Regions from separate parts of the Homo sapiens genome. Here region 1 is linked to region 2. Evidence: chromatin loops called from intact Hi-C (ENCODE). Cell type or tissue: IMR-90. All regions are shown on one strand. Each heading gives the region's core, and the rest is flanking DNA. Links, peaks and the distances in the headings are about the cores only. Region 1 overlaps DGKI (diacylglycerol kinase iota). Region 2 overlaps LOC105375523 (a long non-coding RNA gene).

Evidence for each region. A loop is a pair of places that touch in the nucleus more often than their neighbours do. Peaks named below come from ENCODE experiments on the same cell type or tissue, not always from the same donor. Only the 100,000 strongest peaks of a DNase experiment are listed, where the experiment ranks them.
Region 1: a loop joins it to region 2, with 12 times the contacts of the local background. A loop is called at or near these places in 2 of 110 quality-filtered maps.

The regions. Positions count from the first base shown.
Region 1 is chr7:137,622,181-137,630,520 of GRCh38, forward strand. DGKI (diacylglycerol kinase iota) reads right to left here. Exons shown (of 33, transcript NM_001321708.2): 7 at 1,303-1,374. Among named protein-coding and RNA genes, the nearest start is that of DGKI, 220 kb to the right of the region's middle. In IMR-90, for the core only: CTCF peaks have their summits at 3,223 and 4,492 (motif pointing left); no DNase peak of the experiment used is centred there.
Region 2 is chr7:136,111,935-136,120,274 of GRCh38, forward strand. All of the region lies in intron 1 of LOC105375523 (a long non-coding RNA gene), which reads left to right. Among named protein-coding and RNA genes, the nearest start is that of MTPN, 140 kb to the left of the region's middle. RefSeq lists a silencer at 3,420-3,529. In IMR-90, for the core only: a CTCF peak has its summit at 3,502 (motif pointing right); no DNase peak of the experiment used is centred there.

The sequences.
Region 1 (8,340 bases), core at 213-8,212, 1.5 Mb after region 2:
TCTGACATGTAGGAGGCTAGAGATATTATTAAGTTGAACTATATGGAACTGCCAAAATATAAATGGTTTTGACCCACAAAATGTCCATTTCATATGTTTCAACTAAATGCATCTGTTCCAGCCCCATGGCCTGTGTGGCTAGTTTAGCGTGATGTGTGTAGTGGCAGGAGTTTTCTGCAAACCTTTAACCTCACCAAGACACCACAGCCTTTTCTTTGCAGGTCCCCTGTGCAATGAAGGGGTTATATATTCCAACTTATTCAAAAGAATAGGGACATTGAGAAATTACAGCAGGCATCAGCAAACTTTTTCTATAAAGGCACAGGGAATAAATATTTTAGGCTTATGGGATCATCCACCTCTGTTGCAATTACTCATCCTTGCCATTGTAGCATGAAAGTGTCTATAGACAATACATAAATGAAAAAAAACAGCCACAGACAATATATAAATAACTGGGCATGGCTGCATTCCAGTGAAATTTTATTTACAAAAATAGATGGCAGCCAGACTTGGCCTACGAGCTGTAGTCTGCCAACACCTGGGTTAGACTATATGTTATGTGGTAAAAGAAAGAACAGGTACACAGGTACACATGTACAAACAAATAAGAAAATGTAGCATCTGGTACAGACCGAGGAATTACGCTCTAAATAAAGTGGGAAAAAAGGTAGATTAAAGAAAAATAAATAGGGACATTACCATCAGATCCTAATGAGTATATATATGTTCAAATGTAAGAAAGAGCTACATTTCAATGAGTGTACAGACAACATCCAAACCTAAAAAAGCATACAAGAACCACTCTTCTTATCCTCACACTTAGCCCCAAAATAAAAAGTCATGCACATTAAACATTAAAACCAGAAGAGCCAGGATTCCTGTCCACCTGTGTTGGAGGGACCTCTTAGGTCATACGTTGCTTTGCTTCTAATGTTGTACCTTCATACCAGAGGAGTTCTCAACAATACAGAGGTACTGGAGGGAAAATGTGGTCTAGGTGTGAGAAGTCCTCAACTCTAGACCCAGTGTTAGAATTAGGGGAGGATTTTCTAGTCTTTGACCCCAAGCTTTAATGTACATAAAATATAGAAGTTAATTTATCTCTCTAGTGTATCCCAGCTCATCTATGCTATTGTTCTATAGTTTCAGTCTGTCTTTCTTCCTCCAAGGATCCTATATGAGAAAAGCAATACATTAAATTAGGAATGCCTTCTACTTCCAGGGAGAAACTCAAATAATGACACAAGTGTATTTCGACAAAACATGAGCCCACATTGCTTTATTTCATCCCAATCTTACCGCCTGCTTGCACCAGGAACAGCTGATAGCCACAATCTCTTTACTGTGGAAGGAGAACTTTTGCTGGAAGCCCTGGGATATTAGAACAAGAGACAGATAATTTAAAACCACCTCAGTTACAGCGCACATTTGCCCTCCTGAAGTGCAATGACGTGAATAAGGCCAGAAGGCCAGGACTGTCACCCACCACTGGAGGTAAGTAGAATTGCAAAGGCCACATTGAGCACCACACTCTCCACTTTCTGCCTGCAATGATTTTCTAATCCTGAAGCATTTCAAGTGAGAGAGAGAGGAGGTGCTGGTATTTCCTAGACCACCTACTACTCAAAGTCAGCCACACAAAAAGAGCTTTTTGAAAAAATAAATGTTGTTCTGATATGTTTTTATTATAACCAAAGGAAAAGCCATTATTGGTTCACATGGTCTTGTCTAACAATAATCATTCATCTCAGAGGGTCTATACAACTTTAGCATCCGAGAACCCAGAAAAAAAAAAAGAAATGAAATATCAGAGAGACAATAACTGGAACTCCGGGTCTGGGAGAAGTCCAACGGTGTAGTAGTAAATTCAGACACTTTCATAAGCCCCTTGAGATGTCTCCACTCAAAACAAGCAGCTTTTAATTTTTATTCTTTACCAGGAAGCAACGATGAAATCAATGAAATGGTAAACCTAATCCTCTTAAAGGAACAAACTGAATTACTTTTCCATCCAGAACAGAAGAGGTGATTTTCGGCTGCTGCTGTCCCTAAATAATGGCCAGAGAGAAGTATGTAGTATTGCACAAAGAATTTTTTTAGCCTTCCCAAAGCTCATCCATTTCCCTCTGCCTGTGAAATCTAAACCCAAACAAAAAATTCAAAGCCACAATAAAAAATGTTAAAACAGAGCTTTTGTAAGGTGATCAAAAGAAAACAGAAAGATGTGATAGGCAGGAAAGCTATTCAAGGCACTGGCTAAGTAAGTCTGGCTTAATGTGTACAGATAATTTTAAGTTGAAAATCAATTACCACATTATTAAATTATGTCCCAATGGCATTTTTCAGCGCCCATAATCCCTGCCCATCTGCAGTACTTTATATACTACCGAGCATTTCCTCCTTTTGAACCTCTCTCGTTTTTGTTTTTGTTTTTTTTTTGAGACGGGATCTTGGTCTGTAGCCCAGGCTGGAGTGCAGTGACCCAATCTCGTCTCACTGCAAGCTCCGCCTCCCGGGTTCACACCATTCTCCTGCCTGAGCCTCCCGAGTAGCTGGGACTACAGGCGCCTGCCACCACGCCTGGCTAATTTTTTGTATTTTTTTAGTAGAGACAGGGTTTCACCGTGTTAGCCAGGATGGTCTCAATCTCCTGACCTCATGATCTGCTCACCTCGGCCTCCCAAAGTGCTAGGATTATAGGCGTGAGCCATCTCGCCCGGCCTTCTCTCCTCTCTTGATTTCCTAACACACCATCCCAGTTCTCTTCTACCTCTCCAGTCTTCTGTATGTGGACAGACAACCAGGACTGGTTTCACTACTTTTGCTCCAACCTGAACTACCACTTCCAGAGACATGACCTTAACGTCAGACTCTCCTGGGTTTTGAAAAATGTATCCATCAATACCTCCTTCTCAAAAACCTAAGCGGTATTTTCACTCCCTGTGCAGAAAAGAGTTAACATAGCAAATCAGACTCCTTAAAAAGGCTGCTTGCAGCTGGGTGTGGTGGCTCACGCCTGTAATCCCAGCACTTTGGGAGGCTGAGGCAGGCAGATTGCCTGAGGTCAGGAGTTCAAGAGCAGCCTGACCAACATGGGGAAACCCCGTCTGTACTAAAAATAGAGAAGTCAGCTGGGCTTGGTGGCAGGCGCCTGTAATCCCAGCTACTCGGGAGGCTGAGTCAGGAGAATTTCTTGAATCCAAGAGTCGGAAGTGGCAGTGAGCCAAAATCGTGCTACTGCCCCCTAGCCTGAGGGATAGAGCAAGACTCCATCTCAAAAAAAATAATAAAATAAAAAATTTAAAAAAAAATAAAGAAAGGCTGCTTGCAAGGTTGGCCCTTGGTTGGCATCTGGGAACTCGGATTGCAGGAGGGTTTCTCCAATTGACAGCACAGTTAAGAGAGTCTCATTGGGCCTAAACTGTTTGCACAGACTGGGCATGGTGGCTCATGCCTGTAATTCCAGGACTTTGGGATGCTGAGGTAGGCAGATTGCTTGAGCCCTGGAGTTTGTGACCAGCCTAGGCAACACAGTAAGACCTTATCTCTATATTAAAATTAAAAAAAAAAAAAAAAAGACAGAAAAGAAACTTTTTGCACCAATGTACATTTTGTCCTTCTGGAAGTCTGGAATTTTATTATGTGCAATGCAGAGACCTGCATACCTAACCCTTCGGCCCACTAGACTCTGTGTCCTCTTGTAAGCTGTTCTGTTTAGGCAGTTGCAACTCTTATGTGATTATGTGAAAAGTGCTTATGTGAAAAGGCCTCAATAAAAACCCTGGACACTGAGTCCAGTATTCCTTCCACATGTGTTTCACAGTACTTTGCTGGAGGAATTAGGCACATCCTGTGTGACTCTCCTGGGAGAGGACTCTTGGAAGCTTGTGCCTGGCCTCCTCCAGACTTTGTGCCATGAGCCCTTCCCTTTGTTGATTTTACTTTGCATCCTTGTGTTGTAATAAACTATAGATATTAGCACTATACACTGAGTCCTGTGTGTCCTCCTAGTGAATCACTGAACCTGGGGTGGTCTTGAGGACCCCTGATATGTTCCTCTCCTCCCAGATAAGGACTCCTGCTATTTCTTCCTCTGTCAATGACAGTATCTTTTCCCAAGAAGAAAAAAAGTGCTTCTGACACACACACACACACACACACACACACACACACACACACACGGACTTAAGTGCTGAATTTTGATGTCCATGTGTTTACTACTACAGGGCCAGCAACAACCCCCACAGTCCCCAACACCTGAGAGTTGCAACCGCCTAAACAGAACAGCTTACAAGAGGACACAGAGTCTAGTGGGCCAAAGGGTGAGGTATGCAGGTATTTTCCAAGATGATGCTAAACTGTTCAATATGAAATAAGATGGCACCAAAACTGCAGAAATGACTTCACATTGCAGCCATTTGAAAAGCTCCTCATCATCCCCCAAGCCATTTTTCAGGGAGCAAAAAAAGGCTACAGCGACACCTTGTGGCTACTGTGTGGGAAGGAAAAGAGCAGCAGAAGCCGGGGTGAGACCCGAGTGCCTCTGTCCAGTCCGGTATCACGCTCTGCTGAGGGTCACCTCCCATCCGGATTTTTGCTCCATTTTCTAACTTGTCCCTCCACTGATAGTCTGTTTCTCCCTTTATTCCTCACTCTATCCTGGGCACTGCCACCCGGTGAAATGATGCTTTCTAAGTTTCTGCCTCCCATTCAAAATACTTGAATGACACTTCTTTCCTTACAGATTAACAGAACAAGCTCTTCATGCAGGTATTCAGGGCCATCCATAATCTTCCCACCAATTTTCTGACATCTATCTTCCACTCCTTTGCATTATAAATTCCTGTCCGCAGTGAGACAGGTCTACTCATATCCACAATATGTTTTATTCTTTTATAGTTCTATTTATTTATTTATTTTTGGCTGTTTCTTCACTCCCAACATACCATCTAGAAACCTACCCCCATTTCATATACAGTATCTAAATTTTGCTTCCACTAAAAAATCTACAAGAGTCTTCCAAAATAACCTCAACTCACTGTGACCTCTCCTTGTACAGGCTTGCCTTGCCTCGTACCTACCCTTGCCATTATAAATAGCTGCCCTATGTGGCTGGTTATTTTGTGTGCACATGTATTATCTCTCAATGGAACTGTAAGTTCTTTGAAGGCAGTCAGTCCTTGTCTAGTTCTTAGCAAACTGGCATAGTTCTTTGAACATCATAGGCATGCCATGATATTTTCTGATTAATTGAACAAAAAGTTGCTGCTATTCTGTCATGATCTAATTACAAACTTCACGCTATCCAGACATTATAAGCCTTACCCAAGCCACCTGAAAATGTTTCCTCACAGCATCCTTCCAGGCAAAAAAACTAACCCCTACAGCCACTGCAAAGATGGTAGGATTCCGATGTTCATTTTTAAGTCCACAATATTAAAATGCGGCATGGATAAAAATCAATACAGTAGAATTTGTGGCAAGACAGCAGTAGTAGCCACAACTAGAGGTCTGCTAAATGTTACAGTTTTAAATGTATCATTATTAAGTCTTAAATGCAATCACCAGGCCACCATTCTCTCCACTTAGATATCAGATGGCTGTGCATGAAACAAAAGCTGAGGAGAGACGGCAAAGCTCAGAACCATTCTTGGATCTTCTTGTTGGCTGAGTGATCTTAGGCAAATCACTTAACTCTTCTAACTTCCTCTTTCATGAGAAAATGGGAATAATAATACAAACCTCTCCTATAACACTAAGTGGTTATAAGCATCAAATGAGGCCATGCATTTAAAACTCTTTATAACACTTTACCTACTTATGTATTTAATGTGTGTTTATATAAAGCTAAGGAGTGCTTTTATTGCCAAGATCTATGAACAAGAATCTCTTCCACCATCTCGCCGAGAAAGCTTTCTGGTGTCTAATATGTGACTAAGTGATGCTCTACTCAATGATATAGGGTGAGTGTATCTAGCCCCACCTCGCTACTAAGTATTAGCCCTCTGGTTTTTGGGAGAGAATAGATACAATACACTGTGGTACTAACAGCCAGACCGATACTAGAAACAAACAATAAGGCCAATCACAATTGGGGCACTGGGCACTACACTTATGCAGTATTGTGGCAGGGCCCTTGGCAATGAGCCTGGTGGTAATCAACTCTGTGCTTTGTTTTAGATTCTTGTCTGGCAGACTCACAGCAACCATAGCTTCGGGCTTATCATCTAACACAGAGACATAAATAGAGCACATCAGAGCCTTCATGGACCAAGTTCCCATTAAACCACCTGCTATAGGAAGACTCTGGCCAGGCTCTCAGCATGCCAAAATGAACCAGATTCCCAATTACTCATTTTTAAATGTTGGCCCAAATCTGCTAATATGGTACTGACAGATGCCCTGACTGAAGTTCAACCGACTCTGTGATTTTTAAGAGCTGTTTAGTTCAGTACCGTCAAAGAGGAAAATAGGGATGGGAGGCCAGATGCTTTGGATCCAACTGACTTCAGGATTAAAAATACCAAGAACATTGAGGAATAAGGTCTTTTTTTGTTCTTTGGGATTTTTCAATCAAATTGAGCCTTTGGAATAAAGTTTAAACCAGATTTATTCTGAGTACTAAAGTTTTGTTGCCTTCTGACTTCTTCTGTCATCTAGGGCAGGTACCAGAGGGCACTCAGTTTTACAGCCTTGGCTGAAACCAGAAAAAAAAAGGGCTTGACTTAAGATAAGCTGAATTTATTTCATTATTTCTGTATTTAACTTTGTTTGGGGTGAGAGAATATTCTGACCATAGGCTGATTCCCTATTTGATCTGATTTGATCCAACACAAGAGTTGATATTCCTCCTACCTCCAAAACTTTAAACAACAAAATAAACCTCTCCATATCCACTAGCGTGTCCAAGGCTCACAAAGTATTACAAAGGACAAACCCATGGAATTATAAAATAAGACTGACTCAATTTGCTTTCGTTAATATTTATCTTAAAACACAGAACTCCAAACATTTCTACACAAATACTTCCTATGATTTTTGAAAAAAAAAAAGTACTTTTATGTATTTTATATTTCATCTCTAAAATGTTTATCATACATTTAATTAATGGCAAAGTTAAGTTTCTAGCAAAATAAGATGAAAATTTTAAAATCAAACTGTTGGACCACATATAAAGGTATTCTATGGGATAGCAATAACATAGTGATTTGGTACACACTAGTGTCAAGACAATTTTTCCATTTTCACTTTGCTTGAAGACCTCAAACTGGTTGTGGTGTTTCAACATAATTGCTTCCAACCCTCCGAAGTTGACAAACAACTGTGATGTTTGGGCATTCCACCAGTGGAAGCAGATAAGCAACTGAGACCTTCACGTGACCCAGGTACAGACCCACACCAACCTAACTGAAAACTTTTTTCAGTGATAAAAAGTGGCATTTGTTTTAACCAACTATCTACTGACTTACGGACTATATCTGTCTTATCCAGAGTGTAGCCTTCAGTTTTTAACCAGCAAAACCCACCATAACCCAACTCCCTAATACATACACAAATTATTGGCTTTTTCCTTCAACAAATTATTCAGCCTAGTTTTCTGCTGATATGTGTACCCTTGCCTGGTAATGTGACTAATGTGAAACCTTGAAAATTAGGCTGGTTTGATAATATGCCTTTTCCATAGTTTTCTCACAGTGTAAAAATGGTAGCATAATATTCTAGACTTTGCAAAACTAGGGTTTATTTACCCATAGAAAACCTAAGTTTTCTAAATTTCCTAAATTTTCTATACAAATTTTACTAGTCTTAAAATTGTTATAAATATTCAAGATCTTCAAAATGTAAACATATATATTCATCTATATTGGATTATAGTAAACAAGATCTTTATAATTTCTGACAGTGTTGCAAATTAGCTGAATCTAGATAGTTACTTTATTAGAATCATCTTTGAAAAATCTAAATGCATGTCTCTTGGATTTAATTACAATATCTTTTATGGCATTAATAAAAGACTCTGAAAGTTTTTCAGTGCCCTTACTGTCTATAATATTTTCCCGTTCCAGAGGAATCAAGGATTTATGTCCATAGATTGACATTTTTTTACCCCTCTGTATTCTAAATTCCTCCATTCTAATATTGTTGGTAATCACAATATATTATTAATCAAAGCCAATCACCCCCATCATCCTGAGAAAGGTTTTGCTTTTTCCATTCATTTATCTGAAGGCTCCTGCTGCAAGCTATAGATCATTCAGTCTTCTGGGGAAAAACATCAAAAATTTAAGGCACAAGATTCTCAGTACAACTTAACAACTCTTACCACAAATGTGTCAT
Region 2 (8,340 bases), core at 179-8,178:
ATTGTGATGTTAGGGTGTCAATTTTAGATCTTTCCTGCTTTCTCTTGTGGGCATTTTAGTGCTATAAATTTCCCTCTACACACTGCTTTGAATGTGTCCCAGAGTTTCTGGTATGTTGTGTCTTTGTTTTCATTGGTTTCAAAGAACATCTTCATTTCTGCCTTAATTTTGTTATTTACTCAGTAGTTATTCAGTAGCAGGTTGTTCAGTTTCCATGTAGTTGTGTGGTGTTGAGTGAGTTTCTTAATCCTGAGTTCTAATTTGATTGCACTGTGGTCTGAGAAACTGTTTGTTATGATTTCCATTCTTTTGCATTTGCTGAAGAGTGTTTTACTTCCAATTATGTGGTCAATTTTAGAATAAGTGTGACATGGTGCTGAGAAGAATGTATATTCTATTGATTTGGGATGGAGAGTTCTGTAAATGTCTACTAGGTCCACTTGGTCTAGAGCTGAGTTAAAGTCCTGGATATGCTTGTTAATTTTCTGTCTTGTTGATCTGTCTAATATTGACAGTGGGGGTTTTAAAGTCTCCCGCTATTATTGTGTGGGAGTCGAAGTCTCTTTGTAGGTCTCTAACAACTTGCTTTATGAATCTGGGAGCTCCTGTATTGGGTGCATATATATTTAGAATAGTTAGCTCTTCTTGTTGAATTGATCCCTTTACCATTACGTAATGCCCTTCTTTGTCTCTTTTGATCTTTTTTGGTTTAAAGTCTGTTTTATCAGAGACTAGGATTGCAATCCCTGCTTCTTTTTTCTTTCCATTCACTTGGTAAGTATTCCTCCATCCCTTTATTTTGAGCCTATATGTGTCTTTTCACATAAGATGGGTCTCCTGAATACAGCACACTGATGGGTCTTCACTCTTTATCCAATTTGCCAGTCTGTGTCTTTAATTGGCACATTTAGCCTGTTTACATTTAAGGTTAATATTGTTATGTGTGAATTTGATCCTGTCATGATGCTAGCTGGTTATTTTGCCCATTAGTTGATGCAGTTTCTTCATAGTGTCAATGGTCTTTACAATTTGGTATATTTTTGCAGTGGCTGGTACTGGTTTTTCCTTTCCATGTTTAGTGCAGTCAGGCCTGGTGGTGACAGAATCTCTCAGCATTTGCTTGTCTGTAAAGGACTTTATTTCTCCTTTGCTTATGAAGCTTAGTTTGGCTGGATATGAAATTCTGGGTTGAAAATTCTTATCTTTAAGAATGTTGAATATTGGCCCCCAACTCTCTTCTGGCTTGTAGAGTTTCTGCTGAGAGATCCACTGTTAGTCTGATGGGCTTCCTTTTGTGGGTAACCCAACCTTTCTCTCTGGCTGCCCTTAACATTTTTTCCTCCATTTCAACCTTGGTGAATCTGACAATTATGTGTCTTGGGGTTGCTCTTCTCGCGGAGTATCTTTGTGGTGTTCTCTGTATTTCCTGAATTTGAATTTTGGCCTGTCTTGCTAGGTTGGAGAAGTTCTCCTGGATAATATCCTGCAGAGTGTTTTCCGACTTGGTTCCATTCTCCCTGTCACTTTCAGGTACACCAATCAAATGTAGATTTGGCCTTTTCACATAGTCCTGTGTTTCTTGGAGGCTTCTTTTGTTTCTTTTCACCCTTTTTTCTCTAATTTTGTCTTCTCGCTTTATTTCATTGAGTTGATCTTTGATCTCTGTTATCCTTTCCTGCGCTTGAGCGATTCAGCTATTGATACTTGTGTATGCTTCACAAAGTTCTCGTGCTGTGTTTTTCAGCTCCATCACCTCATTTATGTTCTTCTCTAAACTGGTTATTCTAGTTAGCAATTCATCTAACCTTTTTTCAAGTTTCTTCGATCCCTTGCATTCAGTTAAAACATGCTCCTTTAGCTCGGAGGAGTTTCTTATTACCCACCTTGTAAAGCCTACTTCCGTCAATTAGTCAAACTCATTCTCTGTCTAGTTTTGTTCCCTTGGTGGTGAGGAGTTGTGATCCTTTGGAGGAGAAAAGGCAGTCTGGTTTTTGGAATTTTCAGCCTTTTTGCACTGGTTTCTCCCCATCTTCGTGGATTTATCTACCTTTGGTCTTTGGCGTTGGTGACCTTCGGATTGGGTCTCTGAGTGAGTGTCCTTTTTGTTGATGTTGATACTATTCCTTTTCTGTTTGTTAGTTTTCCTTCTCACTGTCAGGCCCCTCTGCTGCAGGTCTGCTGAAGGTCCCTCCAGACCCTGTTTGCCTGTGTATTGCCAGTGGAGGCTGCAGAACAGCAAAGATTGCTGCCTGTTCCATCTTCTGGAAGCTTTGTCCCAGAGGGACACCTACCAGATGCCCACCAGAGCTCTCCTGTATGAGATGTCTGTTGGCCCCTACTGGGAGGTGTCTCCCAGTTGGATACATGGGGGTCAGGGACCCACTTGAGGAGGCAGTCTGACCTTTAGCAGAGCTCGAACGCTGTGCTGGGAGACCCGCTGCTCTCTTCAGAGCCAGCAGGCAGGGACGTTTAAGTCTGCTGAGGCTGTGCCCACAGCTGCCCCTTCCCCCAGGTGCTCTGTCCCAGGGAGCTGGGGGTTTTATCTATAAGTCCCTGACTGGGGCTGCTGCCTTATTTTCAGAGATGCCCTGCCCAGAGAGGAGGAATCTAGAGAGGCAGTCTGGCCGCAGCAGCCTTGCTGGGCTGTGGTTGGCTCCACCCTGTTCAAACTTCCTTGTAGCTTTATTTACACTGTGAGGGTAAAAGTGCCTACTGAAGCCTCAGTAATGGCGGACACCCCTCCACCCACCAAGTTCAAGTGCCCCAGGTCGACTTCAGACTCCAAGAATTTTTTTTCTTTTTTCTTTTTTTTTTTGAGATGGAGTCTCAATCTGTCGCCCAGGCTGGAGTGCAGTGGCGCAATCCCGGCCCAGTGCAACTTCTGCTGCCCAGTGATTCTCCTGCCTCAGCCTCCCAGGTAGCTGGGATTACAGGCGCTTGCCACCACATCTGGCTAATTTTTGTAGTTTTAGCAGAGATGGGGTTTCACCATCTTGGCCTGGCTGGTTTTGAATTCCTGACCTCGTGATCCATCCACCTTGGCTTCCCAAAGTGCTGGAATTAAGGCATGAGCCACCCTGCCCAGCCTGGCAGTGAGAATTTCAAGCCAGCGGATCTTAGCTTGCTGGGCTCCGTGGGGATGGGATCCGGTAAGCTAGACCACTTGGCTCCCTGGCTTCAGCCCCCTTTCCAGGGGAGTGAACGGTTCTGTCTCGCTGGCATTCCAGGCGCCACTGGTGTATGAAGAAAACCTCCTGCAGCTATCTCAGTGTCTGCCCAAAGGGCCGCCCGGTTTTGTGCTTGAAACCCAGGGCCCTGGTGGTGTATACACCCGAGGGAATCTCCTGGTCTGCAGATTGCGAAGACTGTGGGAAAAGTGTAGTATCTGGGCTGGATAGCTCTATCCCTCACGGCAGGTCTGGAGAAGTTTTATCTCTTTCTCCAGTGCTGTGCACTTCCCTCGGTGGAAATTATATTGGGTTGTGCAGTTCACGCTACCGGCCAGTAGGTGGCACTTATGGGTATGAACCAGCTGAGCGCTGTACTATGCCGTCTGCTGAAGTTGTGATGGGCCCTGCAGGTTGACTTCCTGGCCTTTAAGTAGCGCTTGCAGGTGAGAGGCAATTGCAGTGATGGCAGTAGAATTTTTTCTTGGCCTTGGTTGAACAGGGGAAGTACTGGGCTGTCCTTGGCGATGGGCAGGGTGTGGGGGTCTCAGGGATACCATTCTGTGCTCTGCTGAGAGCAGCTGGAGGGGGCAAAGCTGGATGTGGCTGGGTTGGGCAAGTCCATTATCAGCCTCTCTGAGGCCGACGTGAGCGCTGACCTTGGTGGAGGCATAGGGGTAGCTCTCAGGCTGGTAGGACAACCTTTCAGGAAGGGACGAAGAAGACCCTCCTGTGCCACAGAACTTGCTTAGGGGAAGAGAAGTGGACCGGGGTTTTCAGCCCAGCAGGCAGCCATGGGGCCCACACAGTTTAAGCTCCCCTGATCCAGTGAGTCTCCCTTTCACATCTGGTCCAGCCAGCAAGCCTGACCAGCTAAGTTCATCCCAAGCTGTCTGCGCCCAGATCGCTGAACCCTACTGGGCATTCCAGGCTGCCAGACTCCCTGAGGGGGAAACTGCAGCTATCAGGCCATGCCTTTCCCCACCTGGCCTTGCAAAGGAAGGGGTGCCCAGCTCCCACACCACTGCATGAACCAGCACCACACTCTGTGTTCTGATAGTGGGGGCTCCTCCGCTACTCAAGATCAGGCCACAACTGTTAACTCAATGCCCCTGGGCGATGTGCTCGAATCCTGGAGAATTGGGACCTGGCCCTTGGATTTGTCCTCTGGTCCCTTGGGGCCAAAGTAAAGCTGGGATGGGGGAAGTGAGCTGCTGGCATGCTGCCAACACAACGCTTAGATGGGGCAGTGGAGGCTGTGCTGGGGGTATACTCCTGTGGGAGTGGCCAGGCAGATGGTCTTGGGAGGGCCAGCAGGCAAGGAGAAGTTTGATTCATCTGCACCTCATCGGCGACAATGGCCGCGGGGTGTTTCTTAGGCCTGTGAGTGAGGTCGTACCCTGTTCTCTACTGGCCCAGCAGACAGCAGGAGCTGCAGTTGCTTAGTGCAGGATGGACGTCCAGAGCCTTAGTGGATACGCGTCCAGAGCCTTACCAGATAGCCTCACTCTGGCCCCATGTTTTGCCACAAGCTGCCCAGCACAGCAAAGCCTTCTGGGCTCCATGCAGGTTCTCGCTGTGCCTCTCCATTTGTCTAGGCAACTCCCCCTGCCAATCCAAAGATCTGCAGGGGTCATGGGAACTCCTGTAGCTAGGACTCAGGGCTCCATGGTGGGCATGTGGTGCCCTGCAGTGCCTTCATTTACCCCTTTCTTGGGTCCAGTCTGGGTTCAGGGGCAGGTCCTGGCACCTGGTGACAGAGCAGGCTGTCCCCCCTCCTTCCTCTTCAGCCACAGTGTCTGCATCACCTCTCTATTGACTTTCAGTGTTTTCTTTCAAAAGATCTGTTGGAGGTTTGAAGTCTTACTTGATATTTTGGTTCCTCTTTGTGGAAGAGGTGCTTCTAGCTGCATCCGGTTGGCCATCTTGTCTAATTTTGTGTTACTTTTTTTTTTTTTTTTGGAGACAGGGTCTCACTCTGTCGCCCAGGCTGCAGTGCAGTGGTGTGATCATGGCTCACCGCAGCCTTGACCTCCTAGGCTCAAGCGATCCTTTCACCTCAGCTTCCTAAGTAGCCAGGACTACAGGTGAGTGTCATCACGCCTGGCTAATTTTTGTATTTTTTGTAGAGACAGGATTTTGCTATGTTGCTCAGGCTGGTCTCGAACTCCTGGGTTCAAGGGATCTGCCCACTGTGGCCTCCCAAAGTACTGGAATTACAGGCTTGAGCCACTATGCCTGGCATGTTACATCCTTGAGACTAGCATGCTAACTTCACGTGTCTTGACACCCAGTTGGCTCCTCAGCCAGCCTTGGGCCTTCCATCAGTTTGACTGCTTCTGAGTATGTTATAAAGCCAAAGAATCCTGTGGCCACAAGCCCTCTTACACACCTCTATTGCTGTCATATGAATCCCTTGTTCTGTGGTGAGGTCCTGTAGGCTGCCATATTGATAGAGAAGATGCGTGTGAACTCTCAGATGGCAGTGCTGACAGAGGCACTGTGGTCAAGGAGGGCGTGCACAGATGTAGAATGTGTCTCAATTCCAGTGAACTCATTGCTGCCCCCTTCCACCCACCACCCAGGTGTGAGAGATGTTATGTAACGAACCCGCCACCCAGGTGTGAGAGATGTTATGTAACTAACCCACCGCCAGGTGGGTGGCCGACCTCCTCAGGGAATGAAGGCTCATCATGGGCCCATAATATTCTCTCTCTTGCGAACCATTGGGCATTTAGCCAGCAGTGGCCCATGGTTAGAACAGGTTAATGCAGGAGCAAGCTGTTTATATTATGTAGGTGGTACTTGGCCCCAGCCCTCTCTGTCCTGCACACTGCAAGTCACAAATTAAGCCTTTCAAGATCCACTTATTGGCTTTATGTGAGAAGTAAGTAGCTCCCTATCCTACTCTCTCCTTGATAGGAATCAGGGACCAGATGAGACTTACAGCATGGTTCTCTACAAGAAATTCTTACTGCAAATTCTCTCTCCTTCATTTTCAACAGTCTGACCCTTTTTAATATTCAATATGGGTAGAGGGTGTAAGAGTAGTGAAACTACTTTTTAGTACCATGATATTTTTTCTTGGTCTGGCATCTTACTTTGATAACTGTTATCTATCATCTTAGGATCTCAGGCAAAACTTCTATTTTAATACTCTGTTAAATGTGCATACTCTCACGTCTATCATCTCAGTCTTTAGATTTTCAAATATGCACAAGAAGATGTGCAAGGAACTTCACTGCAATGCTGTTTGCAATAGAAAAAAAGTTAGAAGAAAACAACCTAAGTAACACTAGATTAAAAAATGGACTAATAAACTCTAGTTATTCAAACAATGAAGTACTATACAATAGTGAAATTGAATGACTAGCTCTTAAAAACATAATACTGAGTACAAAAAGCAATTTAGATCCATATAGTATAATATCATTTATTTAAGCATTAGAAGCCCCACAGAAAACAATATATGGTGGTTTTGAATATATATATGTAAAATATTAAATATAAACATTGAAATATCAATTTCCAGGAAAAGGAGGGAAGAATAAAGAGTGGGTAAAAAAACTTACCCTTTAAAGAAGACAGAATGTGATTTTTGAACAATATTATAAAATCTTTACATTTAATTATTTAAATTTAATAAGTTAATAACAATACAATTAACATAAATTAATATAATTTCATAAATTAATTTCTTTAAATATTAAAGGATTGAATGTAATATCTTTATTTAATCTTGATAGTATTAAAAATAATTTTACAGTACTTTTGAAATTATTCACAATTAATACACTTTAGAAAAAATAATGAATTGGATGTTGTTAAAAGCCATAAACTATAGGCTTCTAAATATATTAGTATGAGTACTACTTTTTAGTGTAAACGTTTCATTCCTTATTATAGCAGCACCCCCATACATTTGAATAATAGTGGTACTGTCGTACAAAGTAATGTTCCTTTCGTTTCTGAACAATGAATGATGTTAATAGATTAGGGGCCATTTGTCCTAGAGTTATCAAATATTTAGCCTTTTTACTATGTAGTAATGAAAAGTAATAATGTAATAGCTTTTTCACTCTCAATGATTCTTCTAAGTTGGACGTACTTGGAGTTCTATTCAAAACTTAATTTTCTATTCTGAATTTATTCTAATTCATTCTATCTATAGAGATTCCCCACCAGCTCCTTAGGAATCAAGTCCTGGGAAGTATCAACTACTGGATCACAGTTGGTTCTTCCTCATGGGCTGCACCTCCAGGACACCTGGGTGGCTGGCCCCTCCCTCCTCTCTGCCAGGCTCTGCATCAGCTTGCACAGCTTGCCTGTGGTTCCCACTTGTCTCTAATGCAGGGTGTTCAGTGTATTCACATGCCTCTTTCTATTTGTCTTCATACCATTGGGCAAACAGGGAAGATCTTAGCCAAAACTATGACTTTGGCAGAAATTATTTGCAGAGTCTCCAACTGTTTCCTTTTAATATACTTCAGTTCAGCTTTACAAGCAATAGATGTTAAGCTGATACATAATAGATGTTCATTTATTGATAGATAAATGATACATAATAGATGTTCATTCATTGATAGATAAATTATACATAATAGATGTTCATTTATTGATAGATAAATGATACATAATAGATGTTCATTCATTGATAGATAAATGATACATAATAGATGTTCATTCATTGGTAGATAAATGATACATAATAGATGTTCATTCATTGATAGATAAATGATACATAATAGATGTTCATTTATTGATAGATAAATGATACATAATAGATGTTCATTCCTTTATTGCACATCTATTATGTATCAGGAACTTTGCCAGGTGCTGACAATAAACAAGATGACTAAGATGTAACTCTTACCTTTAAAATCTGAGTCCGGTGACTGATGACCTGTTTCTAAATTCTCCTTGAACTTTGAGAAGAAGAAAAATCTGATATTGGTTCACCTTGTCTTCTCTTCTGAGCCTCAGGCTCATATTTTTGGCTACCTAGTAAACCTTTTTCCTAGACTACACATGTCAATTTTTTTCTCTTATTTTTGAATTCTTTCTCTTCCTGACGTCTCTGTTTCATTCCGACTTGGCTTCAAACCTCCACTTTCAATCCTCTCCTTTTATTTCCTCAATAACTAGTTAAGGGTTGCAGTTGTTTTCCATTTCC